Linked DNA regions of Homo sapiens: all the other regions are linked to region 4. A link is a contact called in ENCODE Hi-C data. All regions are on one chromosome and are shown on one strand. Each heading gives the region's core, a stretch centred on a gene start or an enhancer-like site at or near the end of the contact. The rest is flanking DNA. Distances are from core to core; before and after follow the strand shown.

The links. A loop is a pair of places that touch in the nucleus more often than their neighbours do. Pooled maps may share reads with other maps.
Region 1: a pooled map shows a loop between it and region 4 (16-fold over the local background). The contact joins the enhancer-like site here to the promoter of LIN28B in region 4. A Hi-C loop is called at or near these places in 1 of 168 maps with a recorded cell type or tissue (sigmoid colon), 3 of 37 single-sample maps with no recorded cell type and 11 of 50 pooled maps.
Region 2: a loop to region 4 is called in a map of naive thymus-derived CD4-positive, alpha-beta T cell, with 29 times the contacts of the local background. The contact joins the promoter of SIM1 here to the promoter of LIN28B in region 4. A Hi-C loop is called at or near these places in 3 of 168 maps with a recorded cell type or tissue (ascending aorta, naive thymus-derived CD4-positive, alpha-beta T cell and sigmoid colon), 8 of 37 single-sample maps with no recorded cell type and 16 of 50 pooled maps.
Region 3: a loop to region 4 is called in a pooled map, with 16 times the contacts of the local background. The contact joins the promoter of GRIK2 here to the promoter of LIN28B in region 4. A Hi-C loop is called at or near these places in 2 of 37 single-sample maps with no recorded cell type and 7 of 50 pooled maps.

Annotation. Positions count from the first base shown.
Region 1 is chr6:100,445,359-100,448,058 of GRCh38, reverse strand. It overlaps SIM1 (SIM bHLH transcription factor 1), which reads left to right. Exons shown (of 12, transcript NM_005068.3): 9 at 644-791. Among named protein-coding and RNA genes, the nearest start is that of SIM1, 18 kb to the left of the region's middle. RefSeq lists enhancers at 1-582, 1,265-1,947. Within about 2 kb of position 1,383, at least 2 of the 41 ENCODE cell types and tissues checked have a DNase peak (open chromatin) inside an H3K27ac peak, as active enhancers do.
Region 2 is chr6:100,463,625-100,466,324 of GRCh38, reverse strand. SIM1 (SIM bHLH transcription factor 1) reads left to right here and starts at 1,404. Exons shown (of 12, transcript NM_005068.3): 1 at 1,404-1,711; 2 at 2,390-2,700.
Region 3 is chr6:101,392,329-101,395,028 of GRCh38, reverse strand. It overlaps GRIK2 (glutamate ionotropic receptor kainate type subunit 2), which reads right to left and starts at 1,321. Exons shown (of 17, transcript NM_021956.5): 1 at 1,192-1,321.
Region 4 is chr6:104,955,695-104,958,394 of GRCh38, reverse strand. It overlaps LIN28B (lin-28 RNA binding posttranscriptional regulator B), which reads right to left and starts at 1,288. Exons shown (of 4, transcript NM_001004317.4): 1 at 1,135-1,288; 2 at 109-296. The coding sequence starts at 1,144. RefSeq lists enhancers at 400-1,337, 1,338-2,275.

The DNA.
Region 1 (2,700 bases), core at 134-2,633, 4.5 Mb after region 4:
AGAGGACAGGTGGGAGCCCAGGGAGCCGGGTGGTGGTGGTGTGTGAGGCCTCCTGAGGGACTTCTCCGACACTGGGCCCACCTAAATTCTCTAACATCCGCGGGCCGCTAATATAGGCGGAAGAAGCATTTCTGGGCGAAATACGTCCCCCGCCCCCGGCGAAGGTATATTACTCTCCTATTGGTATTTTTTCACATCTGTGAACCACACTAAAGATGAACAAAAACCAAGGCTGGCGCTCACTTGCGTTGACTCGCCTGGCTTTTGATACAGCTTTGCTTTGAGCGTAATCTCCCGGGCAGGGATCGTGAGCGCCGGAGCTCAGCTGCCCAGAGCCTTACTTCCGTAGTTAGAAAAGCGAATCTGGAGGAAACCTCCAAACTCTAAGTGTTCCTCCCTTTGCTAATGGTGAAGACATCTGGCCACCCCTGTATCATCCCTAGAAGGGTGACCGGAGGGCTCGATGCAATACCACGGGACAATCAGTTCCTTTGGGAATTTGCCTGTCGTCTCTCTCTCTCTCCTGCCTGGTGCAGTTATTAGGGCCCACAGGGAGCCCTCAATTCTTACCACCAGGGATTGCATTTGGGGCCAGTCCCAGGCAGGCTGGTTCACCACCATCTGCCTCCTGTCTCTCCGTCAGTGCTGGTGAAGGGACAGGTGACCACCAAGTACTACAGGTTCCTGGCGAAACACGGCGGCTGGGTATGGGTGCAGAGCTACGCGACCATCGTGCACAACAGTCGCTCCTCCAGGCCACACTGTATCGTCAGCGTCAACTATGTCCTCACGTGAGTGCAAGACTGAGACCCCTTCACCCACCCCAGGCGACCCTGCTCTCTGCGAGAGTGCGGGTGGCGGCACGGCCGGGTTAGACAAGGCTCGGGCCACGGGGAATGCCATTTTGACCCTCGAGTGCTGGCTGCGCCAAGAGGAGGCAGATCGAACACTTTCATCTTTTTGAAGAGGTTTTCTTCGTTATATTCTAGAGAAAGATTTAGGAGTTTTTCCATCACAGTCCATATTTGCTTTCTTCTCTTTCTTTTTCTCTCTTAACCTTTTAAGCGAACTCTGCATTAAATAAAACTTAATGCGGCAGAAAGAAAGAGAGAGAGAGGAAAGGATCTAAGTACGGAGGCATTTATGGTTAACAAACAGGACATCTGTTTCATTTTTTCAAATCTGGGGTTTGAAGTTCTTAATTTTAACCAGAGTCTCCAATCAAAGTTAAGAGTTCTGAGAGAGTGGCTTCCCCCCTGAACCACAAAGGGGGCTTAAGTGACCAGGAGGATCTGACTTTAACTCGTAGAAAGCTAAGGGACCCAAGAGAACGCTGCAAGTCTTGGCCGGCGCCCAGGCCCCGCGCGGGGCGTAATTGCTTCACTGAGTGAGGAGCGGAGCTCTGGGTGCCACCTGCGGGCGCGAATGACAGGGAGGCTGCAGAGGCCTGCATTTGAGCCTTATTCTTTCTAGAAACAATAATCGTTTCTGGTTGCCAGTGTGGCCCTGCAGGCTCATCACGTGGCCTGGTGTGCGGCTGGTGAAGAAAGCGTGTTCTGTACAATGTTTGTGGAAGTTGAATTGCTTAGGGTTGAAGCCTTTATGAAGAACTCTTGTGTGTGCTGTTGCGCTCTCCCCACGCTTTTTTTGGTAGAGGTTGAAATTCTTGTGATTTTAGGGGATCTCATGGGTTGTTTACTTTGGAAGCTGGAAGTGTTGACACACCAGGCACTTAGTAGAATGCTATTTAGACATTAGGAAGTTGGTGAAGGGGTGCTATTTGGAATCAGACTATACTATAGGTGATAAGGACTAGATTCGTTTCACGTTGTTTTAAATTGCCAAATTAAAAATGTAGTAGTTGGAAATATTATGCTTGGCAGTGAGACTATTTGTTCTGTGTCTTGTTTAATAAAAAAATTTAATTCAATAGACTTAGAAAATGAATTTGGCTTAGATGAGGATTCAACATTCAAGAATAGTAGCTGGCAATTAGGAATAATCTTTTAATTTTTTTATCTTAGTAAACGGTGTTAATATTATATAATTCTTGTAATATCAAGAAGGCTGTGTATTTTAATACAAAACAAAATTCACCAACATTTTGGGTTTCATGAAACAAAACTATCAATTTCATGAATACAGTTCTTCATATTATTAAAATAAATGCAAGAGAGAATGGCAAAGCATAATACATAAAATAGCCCCCTCCGTGAAACAGTAGTATTAAAGGGTGAAAAATTATGTCCGCTTACCATGGAAAGGAAACGGACATTCTTTAAGAAGGTGCTTTGTATGTCTGAGACATCACAAGCATTACACATACACTCTGTTCTCTGGTGGGTGCCTGTGGTTAGTAATCATTTTTTATCAAACAGCAGGGTATATAGTCACACAGACCCATATAAATGATCCAAATGCAAGTTAGACCTCCCAATGGGTAAACTTAATTTATGTTTGGAGTCATTTTGAAATATTCTGTTTTGTTTTCCAGTAGATAAGTGTACATTTCTTCTTCTGTTGATTCTGTCATTCCTGACTTTACATACTCCTTCAGAACTGTATAATTAGATGATCAACTTTACATCACATTTAAAAAGATGTAATGAGGATAAATACATGATTAATAGAAGGAAAAAGAGCATGGTGCACATTGTTAAAACATTTTATACCTCTGAATGAAAATGGAAATAAACACAC
Region 2 (2,700 bases), core at 155-2,654, 4.5 Mb after region 4:
CCAGCCAGGTGTTGCCCAGATATGTAAATAACACCAGAAAGCTGCTGTTGTCCTTCTACGACTATCTTACTGCCATCGGGCGGCAAGGAGGTGGCAGATGTCTGTATTTTTGAACAAACACTCTTAAAGTTGTTCTGAATATCAGCAGAATGGCACACACCCCTCTTCAAAGTATTTATTTTCTCAGTGGCAATTAGCGCCACAAACGAGAGGATGAGTGCCCCGTCACTGGTGTTCTCACTGATTTTTATGGTAGATGAAACAACTCCCTCCAAACGCACCTCTAGGAGCCGAATCTGGTCACCGGCGTACCAAAACCAAGCCGGGAGTCGAGTCTGTAGGGGGTGATTCGTGAGGACAACAATTGTTTTTGGGACAATTTGACTTTTTCTTGATGCTACCTGTTGTGTTTTCTCAGATGAGAGAAAGAGAAGGCGGTTCAAATTAGAGGGTCTCTAAAAGATAATTAGTCAGCAAGAGTCCTGGTGAGCGTTTGTTTAAACAGCTCCTATTAGGGAACCGCGAGCATCGTTAAGTTCATTCATGTAGACTGTATCCTTTCTGTAAGGAATAATCATGTTGGACTTTTGTTTCCTGAAACAAAACCCGACAAAGAGTTGGCTAATGTTTAAGATAAAGGACTGTTGGGAGCTATGTATCTCTATATCAATCATTCTATTTTGCCCTGAAATGTAAGCTTTTCCCCTAGTGTCCCCCTAGCTGCTCCCCATAGGAAAACTCCCCGGCCGAGTTTCCACGGTGAAAAAAATCAGCCCCAAACCCAAGCCATTTCGAAAAAGACGCACTTCTTTGGGATTAATTTAAAGACAGTTATTGTATTTATTTCCTCTGGCAATGAATTCCGTGTCGCCATGGTTTCAGAGAAACGAGAAAGAGAAAATAACTCCCCAAACCGGCCTCGCGCACGCCGTCGGCCAGCGACTGCCAGCGGGATGGGCCTTTGGGCGAACCCTGCCTCCTCCGCCGGTAGACCTAACCCGCAGGCCCGACCTCCGCTGCCTCCGGACGTTCCCGGTTCTGCTGGGCCGCCGCGCTGGACTGAGCGCTCAACCACCCGACCCCAGGGAGCTCGAGGAGCGCGGGTCGCGCACGACGTCGGGAAGGCCCAGGAGGCCGCGAGCAGCGGCGGCAACCGGACAGCGCCGACCCGGCACCCTGAGCTCATTAGGAGTCCAGCGGTCCCGCGGGTAGTAAGATTCAGAGCCCGGAGCCTGGGCGCGCGGAGGGCGGCTCGGGGCCGACTCGTGTCACTCAGCCCTATTGGCCAATGAGCGCCTCGCCCCTGGCCGCGCCAGGCCAATGGGAGGCGAGGGGGCTTGTGAGTGGCATTGAGGGAGGGCGGGAGAGAGGCGGCCCCGGAGTGAAGTTGAAGCTAAACCCTTAAGCTATAAAGAAGTTACGGGGGGCAGTTTTCGGCTTCCAATTAGGAATAATAGTGAACTGGCTTCGTAGCAACTACGGAGGACCAGGATTCTAAAATCACCTCACTCGTCCCAAAGCTTGCATCCTCCTCTTTCTGCCACGCACCCCTCCTCCAATTCATGATCCAGAAAAGGGAGCCGGGAATGCTCTGCTCCTCTCTGCCGGTGGGAAGCGGAGAGGCCGGCGGTGTCGCTGGGTTGGACGGTAGGCATGAGAACAGTTAAGAGATGGGCGCCCCCGAAACCTCTGCCGCTTGTGGGGACTGAAGGTAGGTGAAGCAGAAGACGCCCCGCGCCCGCCCAGCAGCCCCGCAGCTCCGCGGTGGTGTGGGAGAGGCCGCGGCGCCTCCCACCCCCGGGGGAGCCTGCGAGGGGCTGTCGCGAGCGCGCCACCTGTTAACCTGGCGCTGCTGGGCCCCGCTTGTTGCAGCCCCTGCTGGGCAGCCAGAGCGCTGGGTCGCCTTGGGAGTCCCGAGAGACTTGGTGTGTAAGTGTCACTTTTTGAGGAATCCCTCAGACTTGAGACCCAAGTTAAAGAGGTAGCCAAGGTCCAGATCTGCCAAGGTAGGGAGCTGAAAGGCCCCTGCCTCGCCTTGGAGGAATTCTGATTTGCGGAAACCTGCTTTCCTGGGACGTGCGCCCGGCCTGGGCGCGGACTCGGGGATCCGCGGCGGAAGATCCCTTGCGGGTCTTCAGAAATATGTATTTTGTTGTTTGGGCAACTTCCCAGGGGTCTGGAGGATGCGGCTGGCATGGGTGAGGGAATGCCAGCATTATTTGCAGGGGGCTGTCTCGCTGCCGATTTACCCGTTTCTTTAAAAACAAACCCAAAACGCCTGGCTAGGCGCACTGAGGCCCTTTCCGGCCGTGTTTTTGGAATTGGGACGAGTGTGTGAGTACTTGTGGAGCCGCTGATCTCTTATGCTCTGATGCTGTTGTCTTCACAGGGCCTTGAAAGAGTTGTCTGGGGTTCCTGCTCTTCCCAAAGGGGCTCGGAGATACCTTAAATGCCGCGAGACTGAAGAGCAAACGTCAGGGATTATTATGTCGATTTTCCGAGGACCAGGGTTCGCAGCTGGCAGTAGAAGAAAAGGCTGGCTCCTCAGGGGTCCCACTGGCATTTGATACCCTGAACGACCCTCAGGATTGCCCAAATTCGGTGGATCGCCCAAATTCGGTGGATCAGCAACTTTCCTATACTGCATCCCGAATTTTCAAAGAACATATTTTCCGTTCACCCCCGCTGGTCTTTTACTGC
Region 3 (2,700 bases), core at 72-2,571, 3.6 Mb after region 4:
TAATTTTTAGACACTAAAATAAGTGTATCTTAATTAACAAATTGAAGTGGAATAAATTTACATATCCCAGAACTTTTTTTTTTAAATTTCAGCCTGTGTGATTTTCAATGGGTTTAAATAGGAGAAAACAAACAGATAAGACTTCCAAACATTGCTCAATTCTCTATCACCTTGCTCTTGTGCATTTCAATTTTTTGTTGTTTGTTTGACTCAAAAGTTTTTAAGGCCACTGGAAGTTGATAGGCTGCCTTGGTGGTTACAGGAATAGACTCTATAAAGTTAGAAAGTAATGAACTAAGACAAATCAAGATTGAAATACAATTGCATTTATTTCAGTAACTAAACTGACTAATTAAGACTCAAATGAACCAATCATCTCTCGTGAAATGAAAATAATCATCAATCCATAAGATAATTTCTGATGACAGAATACTTACAGTATGGAGATGAATAAACGATAGAAGATAATCTGTGCATTACCAAAAGGCTACTAATAGTAAGTTTTCTAATATTCCCCATTGCCTAAATTGGAAATTATTCTCTAAGGAGCCTCAGCTCGGTCGTGTTGTTTGGTAAAGAAACTCTATCTCCTTAAAGGTAAAAATATCAGAGGATGTGGTTCGTTAAAAGTTCTTGAGGTTTATGATCCACCCTGGTAACACTGCCCACTCCTTACCCTAATGGGACGCCCTCCAAGTTTTTTCAGAAGCTCTTAATACGGGTGCCGGTTAAAATAAATATACTTCCTCAGCGCAGAACTAAGGAGTAGGGTTAATGGAAGGATGGGTGGGCAGAAGGAGGGATGGGGAGTTCGTCAGACCCGCCGGCAGCCACACAGCTTCTTGCCATCTGTCTCATTCTCTTCGCCTCGCGTGAGTCCCCGTAGCTGAGGCCACTTCCTGACACGTCCACTTCTTAAATCATTTTATGTGGAGAACATAGGCGACTGCAGCCAACAGAGCCACTTGCATGCTTGACGGGAATTGGCTGAGATAAGCCCGACAAAGACTCGCAGTGAATCCGTCCAGCGGGCGCCCCGAGCGCACGGACGTCCGCAGCGCTACTGTTCGCCTTCTTCCTTCTCTCCAGGTGGAAAATGCCCCTCGCCCACCCGCAGTCCCTCCCGTCCTCTTGAAAACAAACACCTCGTGAAGGAGCCCGGAGTGCAGCCCACAGCCGGGGAGTCCTTACCTGGAGCTAGGGGTGAGGTGGGCGGGGAGGGGGTGGGGTGGTCCTCGGGGAGGAGCAGCCGGAGGAGGTCGGGCGGAAAAGTCCCCAGCTACCAGACCGACCAGCGCAGCCGCCGGCGCCGAGCGCGAGTGACGGCAGCGGCGAAGACGGTGACCGAGGAGCAGCAGCGGCGGCGGCGGCGGCAGAGACAGACACGCCTCCTGGCGGGGGTTCCTCGCCTCTTGCTTTAAAGGCGCCGCGCTCCTTTCCCCGTGGCCCCTGCACGCTCCTGGCCGCCGCGGCCACTCGGGGGCATCTCCCACCCCTGGACCACAGGAGCTAGAGCGAGAGAATTCCTGGTGTCCCTAGACTTGGATGTTACGAAGCCTCCGGCTGGACTTCGCTCCCTTAGCGCACACCCGCCTCCTGGGATGGGGAGACTAAGGCCAAGATGCTCTGTCAGGGAGTGAGTGATGCATGCAAAGCGCCGAGGAATTTGCCTAGCCTTGGGTGGTGACAACACATATAAGGAGCCCAAACACATTTGCTTCTGGGTGATGGCTTTTATGCCTCTCCGAAACCATAGCAACGAAACTTCTCCACTGCCAGGGCTTGGAGGGCTGCTGGTAGTCTCCAAAGTGGACCTCTTAGTCCAACTACGGTCATTTCCCTGAGGTTCGCAAAAAAAGATCTTGATCTGCGCACCCTCCCACCCCGACCTCCAGCGCATAGAGCAAATGCGCTCTGGTAGCGCTGCTGCGGGTATTCCCTCAGATGCTGGGAGTCACAGTGCCCTGCTCCCTGCCACCATTATTGAGAACAGATGCTTGGAAATTGACTTTTCCTGAGTGTTAGGAGGTCGGGCGGGCTGTCTCTGTGTATGTATGGCGCCTTAAATAGCAGACTCCCCTCTCCCCACCAAACTCCCGCCCAGGCCCCGGAACTCTCAACCTAAACACATTTCAGAAAGAAGTTGGATTCGAGATCTAGTGGGCGCCGAACCTGAGGTCGCAGACTCCAAGATTGGAGACAGGAGTCTGGGAAGCAGCCCTGGTTTGGCGGCCACTGGTCCAAGTTCTCGGGAGGACTCTTTTAAAGGCCAGAGATGGGGAGGGGCAACTGAGTCCCAGAGTCTTCCCGCAGCTTGGCTTCCAGGGAGGGGCTGGCGGCGGTGAGCGCACCAGGCTCTCCCTGCTTCACTGTGGAAACGATTAGCTTTTGCAAACAATCCCTGAGTTCCGCTCCTCTGGGTCGGAAAAGTCAACATCTATTCAAAACCGTTGCTATTTTATCCTCAGCCCTACAATATTAACTGGAGCTGAGTTTAGCAGTTTCCCCCAGAGGAAGTTGGCCAGCTCAGATTCGCGAGGAGATTTAAGTGAGGCTAAGCGGGAACAGGCCAGGCGCACTGGGCTCAAGAGACCATTTCAAACGGGCTGCATAAAGAAGGGGCCAGGGGGGATTCCACGGCTCTGCAGTCCCCTAGCAGTTCCAGTCCCTGGTGGTTCTCCACTATCTATCTAATTCCGA
Region 4 (2,700 bases), core at 39-2,538:
TCTTTCAATATACCGAAGGACATCTTATCGTACGTCTATTGGCATAACTACCGATCAGCTCCTCCACATGGAAAAAGATGAAGAGGGGGACAAAAAAGTTTGGCTTACTTGGTGTACAAATACATCGACTGGAATATCCAAGGGGCTTCCCTCTCGGTTTATCATGGAGATGAATCCAAATCCCATGCGCACATTGAACCACTTACAGTGGCCAGTTCCGCGCAAAACCTGGGATTCCTCCTCTGCCGGCTCCGGCAGCTTCCCGGGCTCTTCTCCACCACCTTTGCTAGCCCCGCCTGAGAAGGAACAGGACAAAAAAGTCAGTCTGTATTCCCATTCAATGTGCATTCAAAGATTAAAAAAAAAAAATTGCCTGCCTGGGGTTGGGGGGGAAGGGTAACAGAAAAAAAAAATTTTTTTTAATGGTTTGATTTCTTTTCTCCACAGAAAATACTTAAAATGAAAAGGGTTAAAAGGAAAGCGGGGGAGGGGGAAGCCACACTGTTCTATCGATCACACCAACTTCCACGTTTCTATACATACGTGTACTTATTCATTTAACTCCATTTTTCAGCCACATTTTACATTACAGCATGCGATACTTTACTTGTATATTGCTGATTTAATACTGATCCCATTGACAAAGAGAAATTTTCAGCGAAACTATTCTCTCCGGCGGGCACGAGGAGGAAAGAGAAATCGTGAAGATGGTTTAGAGCTACTAGTTAAGGCACATGGGGCAGCACTGAATCCAGCGTTATTTGCAATGTGCATTCCCCTCCCCCCCATAACTTTCAATTAAAGTTGGGGTGGAATGGGGGAGGGGGCAGGTGTATAAAAGTTTTCTTGGAATCACTAACTGAAACTGCGCTTAATCACACTCACACAATTCAAACAATAGCCCCCTGAAAGCTTTTCAAGTTGTGAATCAGTGTGGGCGGTACAAAACATTTTTGGAGATCTATAACAATAGGTTTGCAGAAAGCCCCACTGCGTGATGGGGGGTTGGGAGGTAATGCCCAGTATTGGGGTAAAAGGGGAAGGGGGGGACGGTCTAAGAAGGGTGGGAGAGGGGGAGGGGGAGGAGAAAAGAAGAAAGAAATTCACAGTAAAACAATAGAAAAGAAAATTAACCTTCGGCCATGTTGCCCCACGGGCCCTCAGCTCCAAACTCGTGAGATGAAAACTTTCCCTTTGGAACGGAGTGATCTTCTGCATCAATCTAACATCTTGATTTTGTGCGATCACAAATTTAGCTCGCATGGTCTAATGTGCTTTCCTTCTTTTGATTTTTTTCTCTCCTCTCTCCAGTTTCTGGCCCCCTGAGCACACGTGACTTTGTCAATTACATGCTTTCTTGCTACTAATTTCACCTCGTATCCTTAAGGGGCTGGCAAGAGGAAGAGATAACCAATCGCCATTTCATCTATGCTGACATCAAAATAATTTATGAATGAACACGAAAAACTCAAACATGTTATCTTAAAGACAATTTGGAACGCTTCTTTAGGATAAATCAGAATGCTGATTTCGTGCTTCTACTTAAACACAATGGAGGGACCTTGTGAATCATAGATTTAGAAAAAAAGGCAGTCATATATGTGCACACGCGTGCCTTACACACAAGCCTGACTAAAATCATGGGAGGGGGTCGTTTAAATAAAACAACCGATGTTAACGCTTTTTTTCCCCTTAAGAATTCAGCTATTCCATGGCAGTAAACCTGCTTGGAACGCTAATTTCATATTTAATTCAATTCTTAGAGGAAAATATATAATTTATAAAAGATCTAATTAAACCTAATTACATCCCCATGAAACTTTAGATAATGAAAACATACACCTAGGAAAAGGCAGAGGCACATAAATTACCTGATTATGCCCGAAATTTTTTCAAATTTAAAATAAAATCCTACTAGAAAAATCGTTTTCACCTTCATATAGTCAAATTGTGTTTAGGTAAACCATTTTGGAAAATTTTAGAGGGGGTTGGTAAGGAATTGTACTTCACAGGTTTCTCTGCCATCTCTTTCCGGGGGAGGAGATGTGATTAATGACTTCCTAAATAACAGCCCAGTTTTCCAGCCTAACATAGAGTGAACCTCAATCAGTGGCGATTGTTCCCCAAGAGCTGGAGGACATAGGGCAGGAGGGGGAGGGGATCGCCAGGCAGGGGAGGTGAAGAGGAGCCGCCAGGATAGGCGGCAGCAGAGTCAAAGAAAGAGGTGGGAGAGAAAAAAAGCCGGCGCGGGCAGGGGGTGGGGTGGAGAAAGAAGGACAAGTGGGAGAAAAAAGGTAAATTCATATCATATTGACTTGTACCCTGACATTTTAAAAGTCCACTACCAATGGCTAGAAGAGTTGAATAAACGAAAATGTAACAACGGATGAAGCTCCTACTGTCCTTCCTCAACTGACCCCCAGTTTCAAAATGCCTACCCCCTTTACCTTTCAAACTGGTTCAAACGATTGATTACAAGATGCTGGCAACAGTATTTCTGCCCTTATCGAATACTATAATAAATATTATAGATTAACTAAAAAGACTTTATTTCCTTTAAAATATAAAATATCGCTATTTTAAAACCTTAAAATGCACCACCAGACTTGCCTACCCCACCCCCCATTTTCTTAAACAAGCAGTTTACCAAGAAACTAACTGTTCAGATACCACTTCCTTCGACAAAGCTACCGAGTTGAC